2 separate regions of the Homo sapiens genome follow, and region 2 is linked to region 1. A link is a loop called in an ENCODE intact Hi-C map of the cell type or tissue named here. Cell type or tissue: Caco-2. All regions are shown on one strand. Each heading gives the region's core, and the rest is flanking DNA. Links, peaks and the distances in the headings are about the cores only. Region 1 overlaps EPS8 (EGFR pathway substrate 8, signaling adaptor). Region 2 overlaps EPS8 (EGFR pathway substrate 8, signaling adaptor).

The links. Peaks named below come from ENCODE experiments on the same cell type or tissue, not always from the same donor. Only the 100,000 strongest peaks of a DNase experiment are listed, where the experiment ranks them.
Region 2: it touches region 1 in a loop (2.8-fold over the local background); 15 of 110 quality-filtered maps call a loop at or near these places.

Annotation. Positions count from the first base shown.
Region 1 is chr12:15,711,648-15,714,459 of GRCh38, forward strand. All of the region lies in intron 1 of EPS8 (EGFR pathway substrate 8, signaling adaptor), which reads right to left. Among named protein-coding and RNA genes, the nearest start is that of EPS8, 76 kb to the right of the region's middle. In Caco-2, for the core only: no CTCF peak of the experiment used is centred there; a DNase peak (open chromatin) is centred at 1,294; H3K4me3 peaks cover 1,472 bases.
Region 2 is chr12:15,779,313-15,782,124 of GRCh38, forward strand. All of the region lies in intron 1 of EPS8 (EGFR pathway substrate 8, signaling adaptor), which reads right to left. Among named protein-coding and RNA genes, the nearest start is that of EPS8, 8.7 kb to the right of the region's middle. In Caco-2, for the core only: no CTCF peak of the experiment used is centred there; DNase peaks (open chromatin) are centred at 1,179 and 1,389.

The DNA.
Region 1 (2,812 bases), core at 137-2,636:
AGGGTAAGAATATACCAGGCCATAAACATCTTGAGGAACTTCACCTATTTATGCTACAAAAAAGCTGTATACAATATTTCTATGGGTAGTTAAAATTTGTGTAAATTGATAATGCTCTTTACAGTATATAAGGGTCTTAAGAAATAATAGTGACATTACAAGAAAATCAACACATCCAAGAATGTATTTCAAAAAAGGATCAAAACAGCCATAACCATGGCACCTAAACTCAAGAACCTACCACATTTCCCAAGACCAAAACAGTAACTTAATCAGTTATTTATTTTTGCTCTCTATCTAGTCTGTGTTACAATGTTATTAGCTCTTATTTGTTTTTAAATAGCCTTGCACTTAATTATTAGTGACAGAATAATAACAAAAAAGTTCCTTCTGAGTAAGATTAAATGTAATAAATCAATAAGAACTACTTATAGATCTTTATATATTATGAATTACATGTTTGTCACTAACTCAAGTTTGATATTTAAAACATCATAATTATAAAATTGAATATTTTGAAAGAGTTGTTTCTTAAAAGCTTCCATTAATTGACTATTTAAACATTTACAAGTTCCATTAATATACATGGGCTTTAAAAAAAAAAACTTTAAATACACATATTCAACTGTATTTTAGGTCCCAAGCAAAATGTTTACACAGAAATTTGGCAGTGTTAAATCTGTGGACTCAAAGCCAAGAACAACCTAAGAAGTCTAAACCTGGTTAATAAGCAAATTTTCATAGTACAACTAACATTGTGTAAACAATCCAAAGCAGTTAATATTTATAAGATAATCAATGTTTTGCATATAAGGTTAAGTTCAAAGTAATTTTTTAAACATTTCGTATATTATGCCCATGGATTCCCAATCTGTAATAGTCAACAGACCTCTTCTTAGCTATAATATGAGGGGAAAATTATTCTCTTAAATACCATGACCTAAAGGAAAGAAATCCTTTGAATCTCCACCTCTGTAAGCCAGAAGACAGGAGGCAAGACCCTGAGGAGACTGGGTTACCACTAATTTCACCAAGTTCAGAATCCACTTGGAATACTAAATGGGAAGTTAAAAAGCAATCAAAGGGCTTACTTGGACTAAAAGTATTGCTACATGTTTCAAGGTCTACAAATACCCTTTATAATAATTACGCCTTTGAGAGCCCTCCTTAGCAAAGAAAATATTAACAAATTCAAACTTACCTACCCACACAGTTCAGGAAATACTCCTCTAAGCAATCGTCCAGGCAATATTGAGAGGCCATTCCACTCAGTTTACTTATGTGCCAAGTGACCTTTGGCACAACGTCAGAAAGGGTGGGACTCTAAGCGTCAGTTTCGGCATTGTACTGTACCAAACAAAATTTCTGATTTGGTTTCTCTAGGGCGTTAACTAAGATTTCCTCCTCTTGTTAAGTAAGTAAACACAGCTACCACTACACTTCCAACTCTTGCCTAAGATGATTTTTTTTTTAAGTTTTAAATGGTGAAAATAATACTGGCTAGCATTGACTGAAAGCTTACTGTGTGGTCTAAATTAACGCTATATACACAGACACCATTATTACTCCCATTTTAGAGAGGTAGAATCTGAGAAACGGTAGTTAATAAGTAACTTACGGGAATTCCAGGTACAGAAATATGGCCAACTGAGCTCATGAAGACTTCCCACTACAGACACTAAGAAAAGAAGAAAATAAGTGTAACAAAATTAAATACATAGCTTTACTTGCAATAAAGATAATTCCCTGATGCTAAACCAAAGCCAGAACTGATGGCCAAAATAGTAAGCACAAAAGCATACACTGTCAGCTGTGGCCAACACTGGAGCTATGGGGATAATCACTGGAGTCTCTTCAGCACTTAAGTATAGATTGAAATTGGTAACAAGATGCCTCTTGAAGGAGAAAGAACAGAAGAAAGTGCTCCCTCAAGAGAGAAAGCACTCTGCTGGATTTCCAGCCCCATTAAACCTTCACAACTCTAAAGCAGTCCTGATACTTATGCAGGGACAGAAGGGGAGGCCCTGGGCACACGAGGTATAAAGTTGGTACTGAGATTCTTCCAGAAAACCAGGGCTGTCTTCAAAGGTCTATCCTCATAGTTAAAAAATGGTGTCGGGGAGGAGAAATTCACTCATAGTCATATTAAGACTTAAGAGAGCTTGTCTCTGAGAATCTGGGTGAAGAGGACAGGGGAAATGCTATAAATGCTATAAGAAATTAAAATCCTAAACCTATGACACAACAGTTTTGAAATGTGAATCTTATTTGTATGAGAATCTCCTAGGTAAAAAAATTAAGAATCTCCAATCTAAGGAATTAGATCCTGGGCCAGTGAAATCTGTAAAGTATCTAGAAGAAACAAACACAAAACTATTTTAAAGTGATGAGAGGTAAACAAGGCCCCACGGGATTTCTTTGGGTAGAAAAACCAAACCAAAACAAAACAAAACAAAAAACAATCCCCAATGAAGATGAGCTTATAAATTTAGAGATTACAAAATATGGAGAAAATGATTTACTGTGATTATTAACAAATATGCCAAACAGAAAATTGAGTGCTCAACTGATTTTTAATATGAAGACACCAAAAAAGTATATTTAAATTATTAAAGAAATGGAGAGAGAAAAAAGAGCCTATAAAGAACATAAAACTAAAAAATCTGTATGTTTTATAAAACCAAATTATATTTGAATAAAGATATGGCACAGGCTGGGTACAGTGGCTCACACCTGTAATCCCAGCTCTTTGATAGGCCACGGGTGGGAGGATCCCTTGAGTCCAGGAAGTCAAGAGCAGCCTGGGCAACAT
Region 2 (2,812 bases), core at 16-2,515, 68 kb after region 1:
AAGTATCTTCTATCTCTATCATCAAAAGTATATCTTTCTTTAAATTCTAAAAGAGCACTTAAAATCATCTTATTGTACATTCAGGTCTAAAATTACCATCAACTTTAAATGTCAAAATTATTGCAGAAAATTAGATAAACTGTAATCAATGTCTTCTCAAAAGAGACAGATTTTACACATATTTTTATTTGCAGCTTTGTTTTTCCACTTCAGATACTGGAAACATTCTATTGTTGCATTAAACCAACAAATATCTCAATAATATACATGTATTTCTATAATAAGGAATAACTTAGTAATATTCTAATGGTGTTAACAGAAGATAATTCAACAGCCCTCAATAAGGGACTTGAAAAATGTTTCTCCCTCATTTAAGTACAAACTTCTCTTCCTTCTATCAATCTTTTTTCTCACTATTTTTTCTTTCTCTTTTTCTTCTCCCCTTATATTAAAAACACAATTTTTCAATTATAGAACTCTGATCTCTTATCAAGCACATAATTCATTTAACAAGTTATTTTTTAGTACATTCCTAAATAGTATGTTTCAGGTTCTGTTCAGAAACTATGGCTTAGAATTTTAGACAGGCTTAAACAGGACTAGATCTGGCTTCATAGATTATTACATTCTTTTGTTGCTATGCTACTAAATGTAAGAATGGTTTGAAACAGGACCTCCAATTTCACCCAAAAACATGCAAGTTCTCTTTCTTAAATTCCATATAATCACTTGAGTATCACAGGACTGAAAAAGAACACATGAATTTGTTTGCTACATAAAGAGCTACATTTAGAAGGCCATGTGACTAGAAGAGAAGATTTATGCAATTCTTAAACAGGTTTGGTATCTTTATTCTCTTCTGCTACAATGTAATGAATACTCTATTGTATTGTTACTTACAAAAATGAAAAATAACTGCTCATTCAGTTCTTTCTAATACTCCCGTAAGCTCTGAATGTGGGAATGTGCAGAATTTCCCACCACTCCCATCATGCCAACCTATTCCGCACATGTCAAACATGCTCATCTTTCTACCTGGAGAGAGATGAGCGTCTCGCTTTGCCTCAAAAATTCATTCTATGAGACTCAAACATCACCTTCCCCAGTAAAGACTTTTCTGACTCCCTCGGCCACAGTGAGGCTCTCCTTTCTGCTATGTGCTGGGATAAACACACACACACACACACACACACACACACACACACACACACACACACAGGCATACACACTTTTCATTTAACATCCTCCATGGATAATAGTACCTACTTGACATTTCCACCTCTTTGATAAGAAAACCAAGGCAGATAAGGTCTGATTCCAAAGTCCATTGTTTGTTTGTTTTTTAATATATACTTCCTTCAGCTCCACACTGTACTAAAACGGGTGTCTGGCTGCCTCCATTCTCTGAGCCTTCTGACAACAAAAGGCAGAGATCCTGTCTTACTCATCTTTGTATTCCTGGTGTCTGGCACAGAACAGATACTCAACAAACACTCGATAAAAGATGAATGAATAAACAAATGAAATGTAGTAATGCTCAACTTCCTATGTGAGGAAAACTCATGCCCTTTTAAGTATTTATGTAAAAATATGATAATAAGTGCTAATTTCATTCAGCAAGCCTTTTGTGAGTGTGTCATATGGCTGACACATATGGTCATATGTTGGCCTTAAATACATCAGGGAACTTAACTGACTCAGTTCCCTGCCCTTGAGAAGCTTTAAATACAATGAGGGAAAGAAAGAAATAACTAGCTAATGCTACCATTATTTGCTTTATTTTGTCTAATTCCCCACAAATGTTTCTTTTTAAAAGATCCTCATTCTTTAAAACAACCGTGTTCCATCACCACATACCTCTGGTCAGTAGGATACAGATGAGTCAACAGAAAACAAAGCTAGAAGAATCTTTGTGGAGCTTAAATACACAAACTTTTTCGCTATTCTTGTTTGGCACAGTAGTAATTTGAGCAAGTATATAGCACAGTATTAAATAAAAGAATGTAATTAAGGACACTCTGGCCATCCTTGCCCTTTTTCTTTAATAAGGGCAGCACAACCAAGTGGAAAGGGCATGGATTTTGGAGTCAGGTCAGGGTTCTCATCCCAATTCGGTCCCTTTCTCCCCATGTGTGACACAAGTCACTTTTTCTTTCTGGGCCTATTCCTTTATCTGTAATTCTGAGATAAAGAAGCATGCCTTAAAGGGCTCTTGTAACAGTGAAAGAAGATAATGTATGTAACACCTGCCACACAAAAGGTACTATTATTATGTGAGCTGCTCCACCTGCTTCTTGAAGACTACTGGTTCTAACTTTAGTGCAACATTATAAATATTTCTAATCCTGTCCTACTCTGTTTTCTGTTGCTTATAACAGAATACCTGAAATGGGTAATTCTAAAGAAAAGGAATTTATGTCTTACAGTTATGGAGGTTAAGAAGTCCATGGTCGAGGGGCTACATCTGCTAAGAGCCTCCTTGCTGGTGGGGACTCTCCAAGAATCCCAGGACAACAGAGAGCATCACAGGGCAAGGGGGCTGAGTGTGCTCATGTGCTCACTCAAGTCTCTCTTCCTTTTCTTACAAAGCCACCAGTCCCACTCCCATGATAACCCCTTAATCCATTAATTCATGAATGGATCAATCACTTCTTAAAGGCCTCACCTCTCAACACTCTCACATTGAGGATGAAATTTCAACATGAGTTTTGGAGAGGACAAATATGTAAACTATAGTACATCACAATATCAATAACACAAAATGTATACCAAAAGAGAGGTACATTTGACTTTTGAAAAGCCAGGTTTGAAC